Linked DNA regions of Homo sapiens: region 1 is linked to region 2. A link is an interaction called in ENCODE POLR2A ChIA-PET data of the cell type or tissue named here. Cell type or tissue: GM12878. All regions are shown on one strand. Links, peaks and the distances in the headings refer to the core of each region. The heading gives the core; the rest is flanking DNA.

The links. ChIA-PET counts read pairs that join two places held together with the same protein. Peaks named below come from ENCODE experiments on the same cell type or tissue, not always from the same donor. Only the 100,000 strongest peaks of a DNase experiment are listed, where the experiment ranks them.
Region 1: POLR2A ChIA-PET joins it to region 2 with 6 read pairs; 3 of 35 experiments call an interaction of 5 or more read pairs at or near these places.

The regions. Positions count from the first base shown.
Region 1 is chr18:49,181,715-49,192,463 of GRCh38, reverse strand. All of the region lies in intron 14 of DYM (dymeclin), which reads left to right. Among named protein-coding and RNA genes, the nearest start is that of MIR4744, 140 kb to the right of the region's middle. RefSeq lists enhancers at 4,806-5,305, 5,306-5,807. In GM12878, for the core only: no CTCF peak of the experiment used is centred there; no DNase peak of the experiment used is centred there.
Region 2 is chr18:48,808,108-48,818,856 of GRCh38, reverse strand. It overlaps CTIF (cap binding complex dependent translation initiation factor), which reads right to left. Exons shown (of 12, transcript NM_014772.3): 10 at 1,481-1,636. CTIF-AS1 (CTIF antisense RNA 1) reads left to right here. Exons shown (of 3, transcript XR_935449.3): 3 at 1-857. Among named protein-coding and RNA genes, the nearest start is that of CTIF-AS1, 28 kb to the left of the region's middle. RefSeq lists enhancers at 4,526-4,685, 7,320-7,369. In GM12878, for the core only: no CTCF peak of the experiment used is centred there; no DNase peak of the experiment used is centred there; H3K4me3 peaks cover 570 bases; H3K27ac peaks cover 4,059 bases.

The DNA of each region.
Region 1 (10,749 bases), core at 1,058-9,057, 370 kb before region 2:
TACCTCACACCACCTACAAAATCAAATCAAATTGGATTAACATCTTCAGCATAAGACCTGAAACTGTTAAACTACTGGAAGAAAACATAGGAGAAAAGCTAAATGACATTGTGTCTGGACAATGATATTTATAGTTATTAAATATTTTTATTTAAATCCTCAAAACAACTCTATGAGATATTATTATTCCCATTTTATGGATAAGGAAACTGATGTACAGAGTGATTAAATGACTTGCTAGAGGCTAGGTGCAGTGGCCCATGCCTGTAATCCCAGCACTCTGGGTGGAAGGATCGCTTGAGGCCAGGAGTTCAAGACCAGCTTAGGCAAGACTCTGTCTCAAAAAAAAAAAAAAAAAAAAAAAAAAATTAGCCAGGCATGGTGGCACATATGTATAGTCCCAGGAGGCTGAGGCAGGAGGATCGCTTGAGCCCAGGTGTTTGAGGCTGCAGTGAGCTATGATTGCACTATTACACTCCAGCCTGGGTGACATAGTGAGACCCCGTCTCCAAAATGAGTGAATGAATGACTTGTTTAGAAAGCTATTAAAGCAGTATTGCAATCCAAACATTCTGGCCCCCAAAGCCACACTTTTGACCTTATTCTTTGCCTCTTAATAATCCTTTTAATAATAGTATGATTTCATTAGCTTTGCCCTTGAAATCATTTTGACTCATCGTAGAGCCATTACAAATTTAATATTATTTGATGTCTATACATTCTAAATTATATTTGTGTCTAAATTATTGAACTTCTGTTCTTTACCTACTCACAATTTCACTAGGAGATAATTTATAAAACTGGCTAAAATTTAAAATTGATGTGTAAACTGTAGAAACAGAAGAAACTCAAAACCATTTTTCTTGGTCATTTAAATTCTTTATTTTCCATTTAGTCTGGTCTCTGTTCTCTAAATATATAATAATGTCCTTGTTTTCCAAAGCTACTAATCCTTATAAAAATTTCATGGTGTTGTATCCAAAATATCTAAGTTCGGTTTTGATTTTTTATACAGGTTTGATTTTTTTTTCTTCTCAAAGTAATAGTGGATATAGGGTATTTTCAACTAGATTTCACAAAGTAAGCATTTATAGGCAGATTTTCAAGGTAACCCAAAAGGTTAAGTTTTAGGTTTTACTTAGTACTGGAAGAGGAAAAATTAAGAGTAATTACCAACTGAGTATAATTTACAATGGTGATTAATAGTCTCATAGCTTCCTTGTCATTCTTCTGTTTAGTTACTAACAATTGTATTTATTATTCTGCTAACTTTAAGTAAACAAGCAGAAGCTTTTCTGGGGATTCTGAAGTATAGTTACTATCAAAATATAGTCGACCCTTGAACGATGTGGGGCAAGATGCCAACCCCCAAACCCCCCTGCACTCCCCCCAGCACAATCACAATAGAACTTTGACAAATAACTTTGCATATGACTTTGAACTTCCCCAAAACTTAACTACTAATAGCCTACTGTTGACCAGAAGCCTTACCTAAAAAATATACAGTTGATTAACATATATTTTGTATGTTTTATGTTTTATATACTGTATTTCTACTATAAAGTAAGCTGGGAAAAGAAAATGCTATTAAGAAAATCACTATTTATTACGTAGAAATGGATCATCATAAAGGTCTTCCCTGTCTTCACACTGAATAGGCCGAGGAGGGAGGACGAGTAGGGGGAGGTGGTCTGCTGTCTCAGGGGTGGCAGACGTGGAAGAAAATGCATGTATAAGTGGATCTGCACAGTTCAACCCTGTGTTGTTCAAGGCACTGTATGTACACTTTTATACAGGTAACATTTATACAGAGACTTAAAAATGTTCACTTTTAAGTTCGTTCTTGTATCTCATGTTGATACCATTATTTTCATATGTGCATTTATTTTCAGGTAGCACATACTATATGCCAATAGGAAGTTCAAGACCCTATTAATTATAACAGTAGAAGTCTTAAGAATTCAATGTATTGTCTCTGCATCCTAGCATGCAATGGTTGTGGCATTGAGAGTCTGGGCAGAGAGAGCAATGTATGTCTGGTTAGGGTGGTTTCATTAAGTTTCATGTGATATCCTTCAGTCCTAAACCTCCAAAATCACTTTTAAAGATAGCAATGTAACCATATACAATGATATTTCAGTCTTTTCTGTAAAATGTTAAAAGTAAAAGAAAAACCAATGTAGTATCAGTGAATAAAAAGCTGCAGGAAAATTTATTTCTGTGTGTTCAGTTAGAAAAGTGTGTTTGGGAAATACTTTTCACAGTTTAGCTGATTGTACAATAGCCTCTGAATTTTTCTTACTATCCCTAAATGGTCAAGTCAGAGAGCATCATTATGGTTTAAATACTGGTCAGTAAAACACAATGGACAGTTATCTGTTCTGTGATTATCTTGCTGTTTTCTTGTCTTGCATAACACTATAGTACTGTAGCAGGCAGCTATTGAAACAGTGTTGTGATTGTCTAGTTTAACGGAAGGAAAAGAGCTTTTGTTTTCATTAGTTTTTTAATATTCCTTTTGAAGAATCACTGTCATTTAATTTTGGTGCCTGGCACTAAGCAGCAAATGCAAGAGGTATGCAGACTGCCAAATTTTATGTAACAGTTGATGTGACTATTGCAAGAGTTTGTGGTATTTCCTGTTATCATGGTTGTTTAGAGAAATTTTATTTCACCCTCACCATCTAGTTTTCTAGTCTCTCCTTTTCCCTGTGGCTTTATTACTGATATTAATAACCTGTGCATTGACTCTATATACAGTAATAATTTGTGGTTCTACAGAAAGATGATCCATTTGAGCTGGAATCATGGTATAAACTAAGAGGCACTGGTTACAAAGTGTAAATGTAACTCACTTATGCCTGTGACTTTTGGGTTATTTGGATTTATTTTTCTGTTACTTTTTTGCCCACATGCTTGTTATTTGGTCATTTCTGGGCTTGGGTCATTGTTTGGCAGATAGTAAATGTAGATTACTTGTTTTTTTAACTACTCTGGAGATAAAATATGATAACAGCATATTATCTAATGCTTCCCAGTGCTCCATATGCCATTTAGAAGTTTGGCCAGAACTATGAAAGCAAAGTTCTTTTGCCCTGGAAAAGAAGAAGCAGTTGAACTCATATTCTTTTCCCCACCTCAACCCCTTTTAAAAAAATTTTCGATTCAGGGAATACATTCAGGTTTGTTACAAGGATATATTGCATGATGCTGAGGTTTGGACTTCTGTTGATCCCGTCACCCATATAGTGAACATAGTAGTACCTGATAGGAAGTTTTTCAGCCCTTGTCCCCTTCCTCTGTCCCCACTTTTGGAGTCCTCAGTTTCTGTTATTCCCATCTTTATGTCCATGTGTACCCAGTGTTTGGCTCCCACTTATAAATGAGAATATGTGATATCTAGTTTTTTTTCTGTGTTAATTCACCTAGGAATCACTGCAAAATACATGATTTTGTTCTTGTTTATGGCTGCTTAGTATTTCATGGTGTATGTGTACCACATTTTCTTCATCCACTCCACCATTGATGAGCGTCTAGGTTGATTCCATGCCTTTGCTATTATAAATAGTGCTGTGATAAACATGCAAGTGCAGTTGTCTTTGTACCCATATTCTTTTTTTTATTATTATACTTTAAGTTTTAGGGTACATGTGCACAATGTGCAGGTTAGTTACATACGTATACATGTGCCACATTGGTGTGCTGCACCCAGTAACTCGTCATTTAACATTAGGTATATCTCCAAATGCTATCCCTCCCCCTTCCCCCCACGCCACAACAGGCCCCAGTGTGTGATGTTCCCCTTCCTGTGTCCATGTGTTCTCATTGTTCAATTCCCACCTATGAGTGAGGACACGCGATGTTTGGTTTTTTGTCCTTGCGATAGTTTGCTGAGAATGATGGTTTCCAGCTTCATCCATGTCCCTACAAAGGACATGAACTCATCATTTTTCATGGCTGCATAGTATTCCATGTGTACCCATATTCTTAAGAGGAACTTTTCATTTATGAACAGCCAGATCTTAGAGGCCCATTTTCCTTTTCCATTGTCTGTGTGTCACAGACTGCCCCTGACAAGGTATATTAAGAATATGCTCCTTCTGTGCTACATTGTCTAGCTGTGATGGGCCTCATAAAACAAAATGGACAGAACCAGGACCCCCTGGATGAAGTACTTCTACTTCCCACCTCATATGAATCTTTTCTTTAAATGAAACCAAGTCAGTTTGTGTTAATTTGAAATGCCTTCTCCACAGTCAAACTGGTGGTGGTTTTGTTCTGCCATAGTGATAATGCTACCCCCCAAACAGCCAAATGAACGCTTAAAATGATTGCTTTATAGTTAACTCAGCTCTGGGATATTTGTATTCTTGGATTTCAGTTTGTTGGCACACAACTTAAATCACTGCTTTTTACGTATTGGGGAATGTATATCCTTATTTGAGTAGTGCTTTTTAACTTCAAGAATGAAAAAGAATCAATAAGTTGTTTTTTTCAGAGGATGAGGTGGCCTTATTGATTTATAACGTGTGGAAGTTTGATATCTCTCTCCATAATCAAAACCACAGAACTCACTTTCTCAATACCTATTGTGTTTTTTAGCATAAAGAAGCCATATGTATTATCATGTTATTTTTCCTAACATGGTTCTGTAGGTGATAGTCTCTGATTTTGTACATTTAGAAAAGTGAATTTTTCCCTCTTACATAACCAAATGACATTTCTTCTGGTGGTCTATATTTATATAAATACAATAGTTATTTTCTGGCCTATTAATATTTGTTACTCAAATATTTGGGGAGAGTTTCATTCTCATTCTGTTATTTTTAGATATATTATCATCCCATTAAAAATATCTTTCTGATGTCCTATTTCAGCTTTGAATTTTAATTCCTTGTATTTGTCTTAAACTGTGATGTTCAAAAATCAGTGTTACCTAGAATTAATTGTCTTGTTTAATGTACAATTCTGCTGAAAAATATGTTAATGGGATTTCTAATGCCTTAGCTCATTATACTAGCTCACTAAATGTATAGTGTTTGGCCCAAAAGTGACAGCTTTCCATGTGTGCTATTTTGTTTATTTATTACTGTCCTTACTGTCAATGTGAACAAATGAGCACAGAGTTGATACTCAGAATTGGGCAAGTTGTAGGTGTTAGGAGCAGGACAAGACCAGATCTTCACTTCACCCATTTTCCCCATGAGATTGCAAGAGTAACTTTTCTTAGACTGTGTACCAGCAGCGGCCGGGCGCAGTGGCTCACACCTGTAATGCCAGCACTTTGGGAGGCCGAGGCGGGCGATCATGAGGTCAGGAGATTGAGACTATCCTGGCTAACACAGTGAAACCCCGCCTCTACTAAACATACAAAAAATTAGCTGGGTGTGGTGGCAGGCGCCTATAGTCCCAGCTACTCGGACGGCTGAGGCAGGAGAATGGCGTGAACCCAGGAAGCGGAGCTTGCAGTGAGCCGAGATCGCACCACTGCACTCCAGCCTGGGTGACAGAGACTCCATCTCAAAAAAAAAAAAAAAAAAAAAGAAGATTGTGTACCGGCAGTGAATATATGATCTCCCTTTTGACAATCGGATATTCACAACTGAGCGTTTGTCCCTATGTCCTCTGAAAGTGATGGTTGGATTTATAATTTTTTAGCAAGATCCCTCTGGATTATGCGTGCATTTTTGGTTACTAGATACAGATATACCTGAAAGCCCTACTTTTACATTGTAAAGTTTGTTAGAATTCACATTCTCTTCGGTGTGAGTGAAGATGGTGAACCTCATAGTAGTGTAAAAATAATAAAAAATGTTTCAAATCTGAGCCTCAAAGAGGTTGGCCTGATGGATTCAGTCCATAAATAGGACAGGTGGGTGGATGGATGATCTTAGGTAGGCTTACTGACTAAAGTGACTTTTAAAGAAGTTTTTGGAGGACAGACCTTTGGTGGATTAATAGGTTTGTTCCAAGCGTAGGGGGTGGCATAAAAGAAGATATAGGCAATAGTGGGCGAGAGAGACAAAGGATTCATTTAGGAGAAGACAACAGGGAATGGGACAGGATGTGGGAGGAGATGAGATCAGACATAAGAATTGGAAAAGAGTTGTGGACCATTTAAAGACAAGAAAAAAAGTTGTGCTTTAAATGTTGAGAGCCAACACTGATTAGAAGTGTGTTTGAACATATACTCCCTCTAAAAGAGAGAATGCTAGCAGTTCAGTAAGTTTCATTGTTTAATAAAAAAAGACAGTGGGCAGAGCAAAAAATAAAGTGATTATTAAGTGAGTGATTATATAATTTATGATCCAAACCTGGTCACTTTAAGAGAGTGAAAGGGATACTATTTAGTGAGACAAAATGTGTAAACTGGGACTGGACAAATCAAGATGTGGTTATCCCATTATTATTAAATAATGACTTGGAATTCATTAATAGATCACAAAGACAGGAAAAATTAAAATCCTGAGTTTTGAAAGTGACACATCGTAATAATCCTTTAAAAACTAAACAGGAAGGTGTCAGATTTTGGTCAGGACAAGCAGAAACAGTTGCTGAGGTTGATAGACAAATGTTGGTGTTTTCATAGCATTGTGCATATGGTGCTTAGGCTATGAGTCAGGCTGCCTAGGCTTGAGTTCTAGTTCTGCCACTGACCAGCTGGTAATCTTCAGCAAGCAAGTTGGGAATAACAGGGAAACCTGCCCCTCTGGGTTGAGGCCAGGATTAAACGAGGCCATGTGTACACGCAAAATACTTTGCACAGTACATGTCACATGCTAAGCACTCACATGTGGCTATTATTTTTTTCTACTATTACTACAATAACAACTACTTTTTATACATTAGCAGTTAGCATATTTTCAATTTAAAGATAAATACTTTAAGCTTTCTGATGTTGTTGTGAGCTTTCTGCCTTTTATTTCTAGCAATATTTCAGTAATTGATGAAATAAATTCGAAAAACTGTTTTTCATTCCAGCTTTAATATTATGAAGCTCACATTACAACTTCTACCTGTCTAGACTGTTCTTACTTTTCATAAGTAGACAAGTTTCCACAGTCATATAATAGAATTATTGAATACAGTAATTCTCATTTTACATTCAAGTAAGTCTTAAAGATGTAATTTTTAGCAGCATTGTGTTTTTCAAATCCAATTCCTGCTCTGTAGCAGATAGGTTCTGTTGTTGCTATAAATGATAGCTGAATAGTAATCATTTAATTTTCTCTTTTAAGAAAGATGAAACTTTTCTTGGGGATGGGGGATGGTTCTTGGCAAACAAAAATGATGTGATTTAGGTCTTTTATAGAAATTCATGAGATTACTTGTAATTCAACTTGAACATGTCCTTCTTGTATTTATTGTTCCTTTTTATTGAAATACTCTTTCTCAAGATTGTGCACAACTCACACACACACAGCATCTTCAGGTCTTTGCTTAAATGACACCTCCTCAGTGAAGCCTTCCCTGACCACCCCTTCCAAAAACTAAAGCCTCCTTCTAGCACTCCTCATTCCTTCTGTAGCTTTATTTTATAATGTCATAAATGATGGTTATTTTAGAAGCCCTGTAATAGTTCTTCTTACCTCTGAGATATATGCGGTGGTCCCCCATTATCCTCGTTTTGTTTTCTGGGGTTTCAGTTACCCACAATCAAATGTAGTCTAAAAATATTAAATGGAAAGTTTCAGAAATAGAAAATTCGTAAGTTTTTAATTGTGCACTGTGCTGCATAGTGTAATTAAATTTTGCCGTGTCCCACCTGGAATGCGAATCATCCCTTTGTGTAGTGTATCCCTGTTGTATATGCGACCTGCCCATTAGTCACTTAACAGCCATTACTTAGCAGCCATCTCAGTTATCAGATCAAAAAACCATAGTATATATTGGGTTTGCTACTATCCATGGTTTTGGGAATCCACTGGGGGTCTTAGAATGTATCCCCCGTGGATAAGGGGGGAATACTGTATTGCTGCAGTATCTCTGAACTCTGACTCTGTGATGGAATAAGGGTTTGCACTTCTCTACTACCTCAGTAACCCAGTCCTTAGGGAATTGAGCTTTCTTTTATAATTAGTTTGCTTGTAAGAGAACTTATGGAATGTCTAATCTTAGTTGGGAGTGAGTTGTGGCCTTGGCTAAGGATGAAGTGACAATACTCTTTCAAGCATAGCCCTCTGGAGAAAAGGCCACTTCCCTTCCCCCGCCAAAAAAAAAAAAATTTTGTTTTTTGTTTTTTTGTTTTTCCCAACAGAAGAGTTTTTACTACTGGAGACCCAAGAGCCCTAACTTGCTTTTTAGTGGGAAGAGAGGAACTGCCTCATCTTAAACACATCCCTATGTATATTAGTCAGCTCAGGCTCATAACAAAATACCATAGACTGAGTGGCTTAAACAACAGAAGTTTATTTTCTCACTGTTGTAGAAACTGGAAGTCCAAGATCAAAGTGCCAGTAGGGTGGGGTCTAGTGGGGTCTGGTGAGGGCCCTCCCCTTGGGCTGCAGATGGCTGCCTTCTCACTGCGTGTTCACAAGGCCTCTTCTTAGTACGTGCACAGAGAGAGAGATCTGTGGTGTCTCTTTGTATGGAGACACTAATCCTTTTGGGTCAGAGCCTCACCCTTATGACCTCATTAACCTTAATTATTTCCTTATTCCAAATACAGCGATACTAGAGGTTAGGGCTTCAACATAGGAAATTTGGGGGAGACACATACATTCAGTCCCTAACACTGTGCATCCCAAATTATTTCTGAGTTCAGTTCAATTAAATAAACATTTTTTGAGACCCTGTTAAATGTACAGGCACTACGCTAGGCATCAAAGAGGCAGAAGTGAACTATCCCAGGCTCAAGAACTTAATATTTAGTGAAATAAAATGTATATAATTAACTTGAAAATGTGGTAAATATTTTTCTAAGCTACATTTTGAAGGGTGAATCGAAAATTGCCAGGCAGGTTTGTATAGGGGAGGGAAGTGAGTGTAGGCCAAGCAGTTAACGGAGGAACAGAATGGAGTGTGCAGGAATGATGAGCGGACTGATGTGGAGTGAAGTAAAGAGTGATGGGCACAAATTTAGAAGTGCAGGACTGCCTTGTGGTGTTTGTCCTTCCTGATGGTGCCACAACGTTTTCTGGAAAAGTAGCAAGTACCTAATATGTTGATTTTCACAATGAAGGATAAGTTTTAAAAGACTATCAATGACTGGCATTTACAATCTACAATAAGAGACTAGTTGTGCAAATAAAATACAGTGATACAAATCACTTAATTAGTGGGATTAGGTGAATAAAATTTCCCCTCAAATACGTAGTGTTGTATTTAAAAAATCACAGTGAAATTTAAAATACTGTGGTTATCAGAGATGGAAAAAAAATGTGCAATCACCACTTCAAGTAAGGAAAAACATTACATTAAAAATCTTTGGTTTTCTCCAGTGTTCCTTAAGTTTCTACGTAAAATATCTAAAACTGTGGGGTTTTCTTCACACAGATGTTCAAAAATCACTATTCACTTCCAACCAAGATAGAGTAACAGAGACTGGATTTACCCTTCTGCCTGAAACAACAACCAAAACAGACACAGTATATAGAACAGGGACTTTGGAGACACTGGGCATCAGGCAACAAAAGAAACAAATCCCTGAGAGATGTTAGCAATTGAGGGGAGCCCTGTGAGTATTGAGAGTTCCCAGACCACTGTTCAGAATTATAGCTAATAAGCCAACAAATAGAATCATAAAAATACTCAACCCAAAAGAAGGCAGAAAAATGGAAAAAGGGGAAAAAAAGAATCAATAGGACAAATGGAAAACTATAGCAAAAGGATAGATATAAATGCAACCATATCACTAACACCAGCAAAAGAAAGCAGGAGGGACTTATCAGGCAAAGTGACTTCAGAGAGGAAACATCACCAGAATAAAGAAAATTATTTCATAACAATGAAGGAATCAGTGTATCAAGAGGACTATTATAATCCTAAATGTGTACTTTATAACATACACATTTGAAGCAAAAACTAATAAAATTGCAAGGAGAAACAAATTACAGTTATAGTTGGAGCTTTCAATATATCTTTGTTATTAACTAATAGAAAAAGTAGACAGAAAATGAGTAAGAGTGTGGAAGACTTAATGCTATCAAACAACTTCACCTCGTTGACATTTATAGAACACTCCAACCAATAACAGCTCCAGCCAAAACATTTGCATAGGAACATTTGCCAACAAAGACCATATTCTATGCCATCAAACAAGTCTCAGTAAGATTCAGGTTATAAGATTCAAGTCATGGAAAGTTTGTTTTCTGACAACAATGGAATTATAATAGATATCAATAATGGATAACTTTCTGGAAAATCCCCATATATTTGGAAATTAAATAACATACTTCTAAATAATCCATGAATCAAAGAAGAAACCAAAAGCGATTTTTAAACTAAGTGAAAATGAAAATGGAACATATCAAATGTTGTGGGATGGCTGCCACTAAAGCAGTATTTTAAGGGGAAGGTATAGCCTGAAATGCCTATATTGGAAAGAAAGAAAGATCTCAAATCAGTGACTTCAGCTTTCACCTTAAGAAACTAGAAAAAGAACAACAAATTAAGCCCAAAATAAAATAAAAATAATAAAAAGCAGGAATCACTGATATAGAAAACAAATGCAGTAGATAAAATTAAAACCAAAAGCTCATTCCTTGAGAAGATCAACAAAAATGATAAACCTTTGGCCAAGATTGTATG
Region 2 (10,749 bases), core at 999-8,998:
CCAGGGCCCGTGACCTGCTTGTTGCCAAACCCAGGACACTTTTCTGTCCTGGTCCTTTGATTCTCAGGAGGCTGTTCCTCCTTGTGTCCTGGTAGCCCCTGCAGAGGCCTGCCGGTGGTGGGAGGGTACAACATGGGGGAGGCGTCCAGGTCCCAGTGAAGGGCTGCTGTGAGGGTTCTTACACGCCCCCTTCCTCTCCCTCTCCATCTATACTCTCTTCCTGCGTGGTTCCATTTGGTCCCCAGCTTTGAGCACCAGGTGCATATCGATACTTCCCAGAACCCTCTATCCCCTACCTCCATGCGTGACCTCTTCAGGATCTCTAGACCCTTCCACCCGGCCAACCTCCGGGCAGTTCCCTAGGGACAGCTAACAGGCGACTCAAACATAACTGACTCTTGCTTTTCATCCCCATTCTATTTCTCATCCAGTATCCTCCATCTCAGAAAATGGGGCCACCAGGCTGGTAAACGGGGAGCCCATGTCCCCTCCTCCCTTCCCTCCAACTCACATTACCGAGTCCTGCTGGCTCTAACTCAGAAATTCAACTAGAGCCTAAACGTGCTCTTCGCCCTCACTCCGAGGCTGTCTTCCAAGCCACCAACCTCTTGCTGCGCAGCCTAAGCAGCCCCACTCGGCTTCCAGCTTCCACTTTGCCCCCTTTCAATTCTCTCCCCTGACAGCAGCCAGAGGGGTGTAGAAAGTGAGTTATAATATCTGGCAGTGCAACCACCTGCTAAATTCCTGCTTCTCAAAAGTTCCTTGGTCATTCTTGTTTCTTTCTTTTTCAGATGAAATTTAGAAGAAAATATGTTTTCATAGAATAAATAATCCAGTGGCAAACCAGTCCAATCCAATTCCAAGATCGCTCATTGAGACAACACTTACCATAGGCCTCCCCTCTGCAGCCAGTGCTCCCGATTGGGAATGACTGGAGCCTCAGTTCACAACACCCCACGGGGGAAGGGGGTGCTGGTTCCCTTTATATAAACCCAACGAAGAAAGACCTGGCTTTGGGGAGCAGAAGTGACTGCTGTTGCACATCTCTTTGCTGAAGGATGGGCCCCCTTTTTTTTTTTTTGGAGACCGAGTCTCGCTCTGTCGCCCAGGCTGGAGTGCAGTGTGCGATCTCGGCTCACTGCAGTCTCCACCTCCCAGGTTCAAGCAATTCTCCTGCCTCAGCCTCCCGAGTAGCTGGGATTACAGGCACCCACCACCACGCCTGGTTAATTTTTGCATTTTTAGTAGAGATGGGGTTTCATCGTGTTTGCCAGGATGGTCTCGATCTCCTTACCTCAGGTGATCCACCTGCCTTGGCCTCCCAAAGTGCTGGGATTACAGGTGTGAGCCACCGTGCCTGGCCCGGATGGGTCCCTTTCTAAGTGAGCCTACCCTCACAGCTTTGTCCCAGTTATCTGAGACGCATTCCAGACCTGGTGCTGTCTGGCTGTGCAGGGGGCACAGGCGGCAGGTCTCTTACCTCCCTGAGGCAGGTGTAGATGGGGCACACGAGCACACGGAAGGGCTCGCCTGTGCTGCTGCGCATGGTGCCGAAGACCTCGCACAGGAAGGTGATGAAGCCCAGCCAGCGCTCCACGTCCTGCTGCTGCAGCTCCTCGCGCACCGTGAAGTCCTTCTGTGGAGGCATGAGAGACCGCGTCAGCCTCCCGGGGCTGGGGAGGGGCCTGGGTGCCACCCTGCTGTGCAGAGCATCTGTTGTCTTGGGGCTGCTCCTGGGCAGCAGGCAAACCCCATGTTTTAAATGAGGATGGGGGTGCGTGATTGCACTCTCTGTGGCTGGGACCACCCTGACCTGGGGCCATAACACCTCTTCTTCAGGTGTCCCCAGGTTGGGGACACAGCTTCCTTGCCTCTAGGCATTGCCCAGACCTGCTGGTCATCCTCCTTCACTGACAGCAATGCTGATGTGGGAGGATGAGGTAGAACGGGAGGTGACACCCTCCCCAGACTCAGCACTTTTCCACTTAACTCCCTGTGGCTAAACCGTCTCCCTTTGCTAACCCCCAAGTCATGCCCTCTGCGTGGTGGACTGGGGGTAACCAGAACACTGCCCACCCACACATCATCAGCAGTGGCAACAGAGGACCATGTGGGCTAGCGCCCCAGCACTGGGCTACACAGCTACAGCCCGTCCCTCGAGGGGCCTAGGCATTCATTCGTTCATTCATTCATTCATCCTCCTTAAAAATATTATTGCCCCATTGTGTGACAGGCTCTGCACTAGGAGCTAAGATAAGACATATTCATTCATCACTGTGATACAAGAGAAGAAAGTATAAAAAACCAAGGAGCTGGGTTCCATGGGATGGTCGCTAGGGAAGGTTTTGGGGATGGGGCCATGAAATACCACAGTCATACCAGTGCTCAACAGAAAGGTTAATATAGCTAAGGTGTGGAGACCACACAGGAGGCCACTGCAAGCATCCAGGCAGGATGAAATTAAAACCTCAGCGCTCTGAGAGCTGAAAGATAAGAATCTGGGGTAGCTTAAATAATATTCAGAAAGATATTTCCCCTACCTCTTGTCTTTGGTTTTGGCCATATGTCTTGCTTTGGCCAATAGAATGAGGCAGGAGTGATGGTGTGCCAATTCTGATGTGAGGCGTTAAATATTTATGTTGACTTTCATGTTTCTTCTGTCATCCTAAGAAGACTCTCTCTGGGCTAGCCTGATGGTCCCAGGGAGAAGGTGGGCAACATATGCGACAGGGCCTCACCTAAGTCTAGCCTAGGTCAGGTGACCCCCAACCAACCTGCACACACACCATCTACATGCACGCTTACTGCTGCGTGCCACTGAGATTTTTATGGTTGTTTGTTCAGCCTCAATAGCTGACCAATACAGGAGTGACACAAGAGACATTGTGAAGGTCAATAGTACTTGCTAAGTGGTGGGTTGTAAGGGTTGATGGAAAGGGGAGACTCCAAGATGACGCCAAGATTCTTGGTCTGGGTGACTGTGTCACCACCAAAATAGAACATGGGAAGACAGGTTGTAGAATGTGACTCAGAGCATTCCCACAGCCCAGTCCCCCACACCACTGCTGACTTCAGCCAAGCATCCTTGGCACCAGAATCTCAGCATCTCCAGAGATGGAAGGCCCTCAGAGATGACTTGGTTAACATCTGTCCCTTGTGAGTGATGAAGGTGCAATCTAGAGGGTGGGCCTTGGTCTCCTCAGGTGGCAGGTCAGGGGCTGGCTGAGAAGCCCTGCAGTGCCAGCTTTGGATGAGCCTAGGCCACAGCTTATAATGACCTGAGTTTCATCAGTTACAAAAAAGTATATACTTGTGTGTGTATCTATAACTATTTTGATATCTATATTTATATGTAAAACAGTAACAGCAGCAGCTGCTATTTGTGAGCCAGACACTGAGCCAAGGATATTAATTGTGGTATTTTACATAGTTATCACAATGGTCCTATAAGGCAGGTCCTATTACTGCCCCATTTTATAGATGGAGAATCTGAGGATAGAGAAGTTGTGTAACTTGCCCATGACTATGAGCCAGTGGCAGGGCTGGGATTCAAACTGACGTCAGCCTGCTCTGGAGACCAAACATTTTTTCTCCTTATGGTGTTTTTTATTTTTCAAAAAATGTTTTTGTGTATATTTAAGGTATACAACATGATGCAATGGGATACATATAGGCAGTAAAAAGGTTACTATAGTGAAGCAAACAACATATCCATCATCTCACAGTTACCCATTTTTGTTTTGTTTGTTTTTGTGGCAAGAGCAGCTCTTATGGTGTTTTTAAATTGGAAAGTAGTGCATCAGAGCCCACGCTTAGTCACTCTCCAAGTCTGTACTTTCCACGAAGCCATTTGTCCACACGGTCCCTTGTAAGTGCAGCCATGCCTGCAGACCTCATGGGCCTCATATTGACCCCTCAGGCCTCCTGCCTCCCCACTCCTTTCTCACTGAATTGTCCACCTGGGTATGATTGTAGAGTTCTGCTGTTTATCTTTCACCCAGGGTGAAAAGGGACCACAAGAGACTCCAGGGACCCCGCAAGTAGTGCGTGCCCAGCATCTTTGACAGCTTTGTCTCTTCTCCCTAGTCCAGAGCCTGGAGCAGGCAGTGTTCACAGGGGGTCCTAGCTGTTCAGGGTCTTTGTGAATGAATGAATTACATTGCCTGCCACCCCAGGGCCTGCCAAGGACCCTGCACTACTGGGCTTGAAGTCACACATCTTTTGGTGGTTTCATTCTCATGAACCTTTGTTTATCCCACAATATTCTTATGTGATCTGAGCAAGAGTGGGCATTACCATTCTCATTTTAAAATGGGGACAACTAAGGCACAAAGATATTAAAAGACATGACTAAGGCCACACAGTACTAGAACTTGAATGAAAAATTAAGCCCCTTCTCTGCTCTGGGTTAAACGCTCTTGCCCTGGTTGTACATTGGAGTCACCTGGAGGAACTCTGAGGCTGCTGATGTTGGGACCCCACCCCGGAAAGTCTTGTGTAACTGGTCAGGGTGGGGCTCAGACACTGGTAATTTTTGGCAGCTCCCCAGCTGATTCTAACGTGCAACCATGGCTCTGAACCACAACTCTAGGCCTTTATCAAGTGCTAACTCGGGTGTTAAAATGGTGCCCCTCTATCAACCCCCAGCTTGTCATTTCCTTATATTCCCTAAAAATACCCATGAAGGCACACATCAAAGAACAAAGTCCCACAGCAACACTGAGAAGGAAGATAACAGTTCCCCAGCAGACTCCTCCCAGACTCAGGAGGTGACATCATTAACTAAAGTGCTGTCACCAACAAATTCTGGTTGCCCAGGGGACCCAGAAGACCAAAGACAGGGGGTAGCTTGAGGCTTCAGCCCCTTCCTCTATCTGTCTCTGGCTGGTAGACAGTATCTGTCAGTACTAGCAAAGCCCTGTGCCTGTGTATTAAGGCAGCTCCCATCTGCACCACCCTTATTCCAGGCCTTGGAGATTCGGGGCAGTGCAGGGGCAGGAGGAGACTGGGTGAAATGCTGTGTCCTTTAAGGGATGGTGCTCTCAGGCAAAGCCCTCTGGGGCAGGAAAAAACTTGGAGGCAGTGTGTACAAGGAACTGAAGTTTTAAAAAATAGATTGCATCTGATCAAAGAACTAGCTCTTGACTCAGTTTCTTCCTGATCATCCATGGCATCAAGAGAGCATTCTGTTTTGGGCTAGCAAAGGTTACTAGGAGATTGAATGCCTGCTAAATATTGGAAATTGGATTTGAGATGAGCTCATGAAGCCACCCTCCAGCTTTAGGTCTGAGAGGGAGACTCTGCCTAAGCAGACACCAAGCTAGTCCAAGGCTGATGCGCACAGCAAACACAAAAGACCAGACAGGGGTGATCTCATTCAGGATTGAGGGAGGCGCAGAGCAATATGGCATCTACACAAAAATCCTGCCTGGCAGAATAAAGGAGCAGTGTCGTGAAAACTTAATGGAAATGTGTAACTCTGAACATATTAATGACAATCAACCAGATATAAATAAAATGAAAAACTCAAGTGCAAAACATGTGGGCTTGTATGTAAGGAGAATGACAATATAGATTCTATGATGTGTGAATAGGCATTCGAAGGAAGGGATTGTGATTAGCTAAGCAACTCTCAGGCTGAAATGAAGTGTGAGACAGGAACTGGGATTAGGAGAGAGCCAATGGAAACTAGAAATCCAACAGCAAAATCAAAATGAATTGGAGGCAGTAAAGGATAGAATGGATAATGCAGAAAAAGTAATGCAGAAGATAAACTTGGAAACCACCTAGAGAGCAGAATAGATAAATAGACCAGAAAGCTGAATACAAAGATAAATAGACTAGAAACAAAAAGAAAAACGATAGAGAAGATAGAGAGTGGACATCTAGTCTGTGAATTAGAGAAGTTTTCAAAAAGCATACCAGAATACACAGAACAAAGAGAGCAGAGAAATAAACTTTCTCACTGAAAATAAATAATAATAAAAATGAGTTGACTCTTTGGGTAAAAAGTGTTCACAGTGTTCCGGAAGTCCCTTGCCCTGCCCCAGTTTTACTTAGCGGAATAATTTTCTTTTCTTTTTTCATTTTTTTTTTTTTTTTTGAGACAGGGTCTCGCTTTGTTGCCCAGGCTGCAGTGCAGTGGTGCGATTAAGGCTCACTGCAGCCTCGACCTCTTAGGCTCAAGTGATCCTTCCACCTCAGCTTCCTGAGTAGCTGGGACTACAGGCATATAACACTATGCCTGGCTAACTTTTAAATTTTTTTGTAGAGACAAGGTCTACGTTGCCCCCGCTGAATTTTCTTTTTTAGTTTCGCAGAAAAAGAAAAATTTAAAAACAGCTACGAAGGAACAAAAGACAGTCTTCTTACAAAGGAAGAAAAATCTGGTTGGCCTTATACTTCTTTATTTGAGGTTAAAAATTCAGAGACATGAAGGCAACGTCTTCATGAGTTTGAAGGGAAAAGAACAAACCTGCCTATGAGTGAAAGCGAGAGAAAGATCTTACATAAGCAAGTTCTAAAACAAATCACTCCTACATGTTTATCTTAAAAAATTCAATGCTGCAGTTGCTATGAAAAATAGTATGGCCAGCTGGGCGCGGTGGCTCACACCTATAATCCCAGCACTTTGGGAGGCCAAGGCAGGTCGATCGCTTGAGGTCAGGAGTTCGAGACCAGCCCGAGCAACATGGTGAAACCCCGCCTCTACTAAAAATATAAAAAATTAGCCAGGTGTGGTGGTGGGTGCCTGTAATCCAAGCTACTCGGGAGGCTGAGGCAGGAGAACTGCTTGATCCCGGGAGGCGGAGGTGGCAGTGAGCTGAGATCATGCCACTGCACCCCAGCCTGGGGGACAGAGTGAGACTCCATCTCAAAAAACAAAATAGTATGGTGATTCTTCGAAAAATCAAAAACAGAATTACTATATGATCCAGCAATTCCACTTCTGGGTATATATCCAAAGGAAATGAAATCAGGATTTCAAAGAGATGTCAGTATGTAGCATTACTGACAAGAGGTGGGAGCAACCCAGGCATCCACCCACAGATGAATGGATCAACAATACGTGATATATACATACAGTGGAATACTATTCAGCCTTAAAAACAGAAAGAAATTCTGACACATGCTGCAACGTGAATGAACCCTCAGCACATTATGCAAAGTGAAATAAGCCAGTCACAAAAAGACAATACTGCATGATTTCACTTATGCAGGTATCTAAAGTAGCCAAACCCATAAACAGAAACGACAGTAGAATGGTGGTTACAAGGAGCTGGGGAGCAGGGGACATGGGGGGTTAATAGGTAGAGAGTTTCAGTCTTGCAAGATGAAGAAGTTTTAGAGACTGGTTGCATGAGAATGTGACTCTACACTATTGAACTGTACACTTAGAAATGCTTGAAATAGTATATTTTATGTTATTTTAAAACTACAATTAAAAATAATAAAAAATAAAAAGAACTTTCCGAATGCATGTTATGGCCAACAAAATTTATGATTTAACTCTGAGGAAACCATGGTATAGAAGAAACAGAAGGGAAAACTGAAACTACAACCAGGTAGACTTATTAAGTTAAGTTAAAATAAGTCATTATAATTTTGGTTATACAATGGAATCAAAAGCCAGAAATAATCCTTGGAAGAGAAGATATTTAATTTTAAAATGTAATTTAAATAAGAATTTTATAGTAGTAGTGACTTAATAATCCAAGATTAAATTACTAGAGATTAGTAAATACTGGTGGGAAGGGGATAGAAGTCTGTAAAGCACACAACATTTCCTAATTTAGGCCATAAGGATTCACAGGTTATTGCATCTTTCTTAAGCTTGGGAATCAGAGAAAAAAAATGAAAGTATGCCTTTAAAATGCTAAAAGTAAACACTAGTAACCACTAGCAGAACTGAAAACAGGATATAAAAAAATAAATGGATGGGTAAAAACAAGAGTGAGCAAATGAAAATAAAGTAGTAGTAAAAGGGAAGTATTTTTAAGATAACAATTATTAAATAAAATTATAAGGTTTTATATATAAAAATACAATCCATAATAAAGAGATAACACAAAATGTTATAGACTTTATAGTATAGATTTGAATATACCTGAAGCTATTGAAACATAAGAAAAAAAAAAGAAACATAGGAAAAAAACCAGAAAGGAAGAATTATATCAGGAAATAAAACCACTAACATTCTATGGCCGATTAAATGAATAAAAAACAAATGACTTAGGTGATTTAAATAATATAGTTAATAAGATTAAATTGAAACAAGCTTCATAGTAAGCTGTGATCTCAGTATAAATTTCAAAACATAGAAATTGTACAGGTTACATACTGGGACTATGAATTAACAACAATTAAAAAATAGCCAATTGCTTGAATACTTAAAAGGTATTCTTCTAAAGAAAAATGAAATAAAGACATACTCAAATATACAATACCTGTATTAGATTATCTAGGAAATAACTATAAAAACTTGTGGGATGTGGTCAAAACTATAATGAAAGGTCAATTTATAGTCTTAACTATTTTGGCCACTAAATAATGGAAGAAAATATATCATCTAAACCAATGTTATCCAATATGGTAGCCACTATCCACATGTGACAATATATTGAGCCCTTGAAGTGTGGCTATCCCGACTGATATGGGCTGTAAGCGTAAAACAGATATTACTTTTCAAAGGCTTAGTATAAAAACTAGAATGTAAAATGTCTCATATTTTAAAAATATTACCTACCTATGAAATTTTATAACACATATTATTAAATTTAAAATTACATATGTAGATCACATTATACTTCTACCAGACAATGTTGATCTAAACATTTAACTAAAACAATTAGAAAACCAACAATAGCTAAGGAAATATAAGGACATAATACAGATAAAACCCCCAAATTAATTACTTAGGAAATAGAGAAAGGAAATCACATATAAAATCAAGAAAGAAGAAACAGAAATAAAATTAGATATGAAAACAGATATGATATAGAAAAAAAGTATAATAAAATTATTTATAACTCTATGTTGATAATTTTGAAAAAATGATGAAATAGGTGATTCATTAAAAAAATCAACATTTGCTAAAAAAGAAATGAGCCAGAATAAACTAAAAATTCATAAGCTAAAATGAAAGTTATGAAAGAATTACCTTTATAAGGAAATCTCTAAACTTACAATTTTTATAGGTAAGTTCATTCAAACTTCCAAAAAATTAGGTAACTGCTTTCCTTTGCAAACTGACTCAGAACATAGAAAAAGAGACGCTTTCCAACCAGTTCCCTATAAACAAAATCTCATGATAGTAAGTTACAAATAAGGAAGTCTACAAGTTAATCTTGCTAATGTGAATAGATATAAAATCCCAAGTGAAATACTAACAAACAGATCCATTATAACCAAGTAGATTTTTATCAGGAAGGCATGGATGACTTAGTATCAGGAAATCTATAAATGTAATGTATTACTTCAATAGGCTTGATTAAAAAACGGCAGCAACACCTATGACCCTTAGAATGGAAGAGATAAAATGATTTGATTAAATATATGGAAAATCTGAGAGAAGCCTTTAATAAAGAGTATCATTAACAAGAGAGTTCAGTGACTAATTAATAAGAATATTTAGATACAAAATTAATACACAAAATCAACAGCTTTCTTTTATGACAGAATTAACTAGTGAGATTTTAATGTACAAAGCTCATTTAATAAAGCAATAAAATACTTAAGTGACATTATTAAGAAATATGCAAGAATTCTATAAAGAAAATTGCCTAACAAAACTGAAAGATTTAAGAGAACGTCTTCAACTAGCGAAGAAACACACACAATTCCTTATTGAGAAGACAGCATTGTGAAGATGGTAATTCTCTTTGAAATAATTCACAGGTTTAATATCAATCTGTACTCCATATCCCAATGTGAACTTTTTTGGGAGAAAAGGAAATGAAGACTTGAAAAAATAATCCTAAAAGTAATTTGAAAGAATAGCAAGGGAAATAACTAAAAACAAAACAACATTGGAAAGAGTTACACTACTCTTAACTTATCCTTAATAAAGCTTTATTCATTAAGAGGCTGTAGAGCTGACATCCGAATGGAGAGCTAGATCAGATAGCCTAGAAACAAATTTGGCATCCACAAAGGTTTATCACATGATCCCTTGAGGACCACAAATCAGTGGCAAAGGAAGCATTATTCACTCAAGCAACAGTGCAGGGACAGCTGTCTAAGTATCAGGAGGAAAATAATTTAGAATCTTACTTCACACTGGGCTCTAAAATAAATTCCAGATGGAATAAAGAGTCAAATGTTAAAAAAAAAAAAAAAAAGGACCAAAAATTTGAAGAGAATGAAAGAGTATTTCTCACATTTCTGGAAGGAGGGGGGCTTTCTTCACTAAGACAATGGAAGAATGCATCAAAATATTAAAAGACAATTGATATGCTCAGGAAAATACACGCAATAAATGTGACAAAGGGCAATGGTCTTAATATATAAATAGTGTGTTCAAATTTGTAATAAAAGTATGAAATCCCTCATGAACAAATGGGGAAAGGGCATTAAGAGGTAAATCCTGTGTCAAAATGTAAATTACTAATACATATATGAAAACAACTTAATTCAATATCAGTAGTAATTGAATGAATGAAAACGTCTTTTTCCCATCTATATATATAAGGACAACTTAAAATGGTAATTGTCAATGCTGGTAAGGATGCAGTGAGACAGGCACTTATA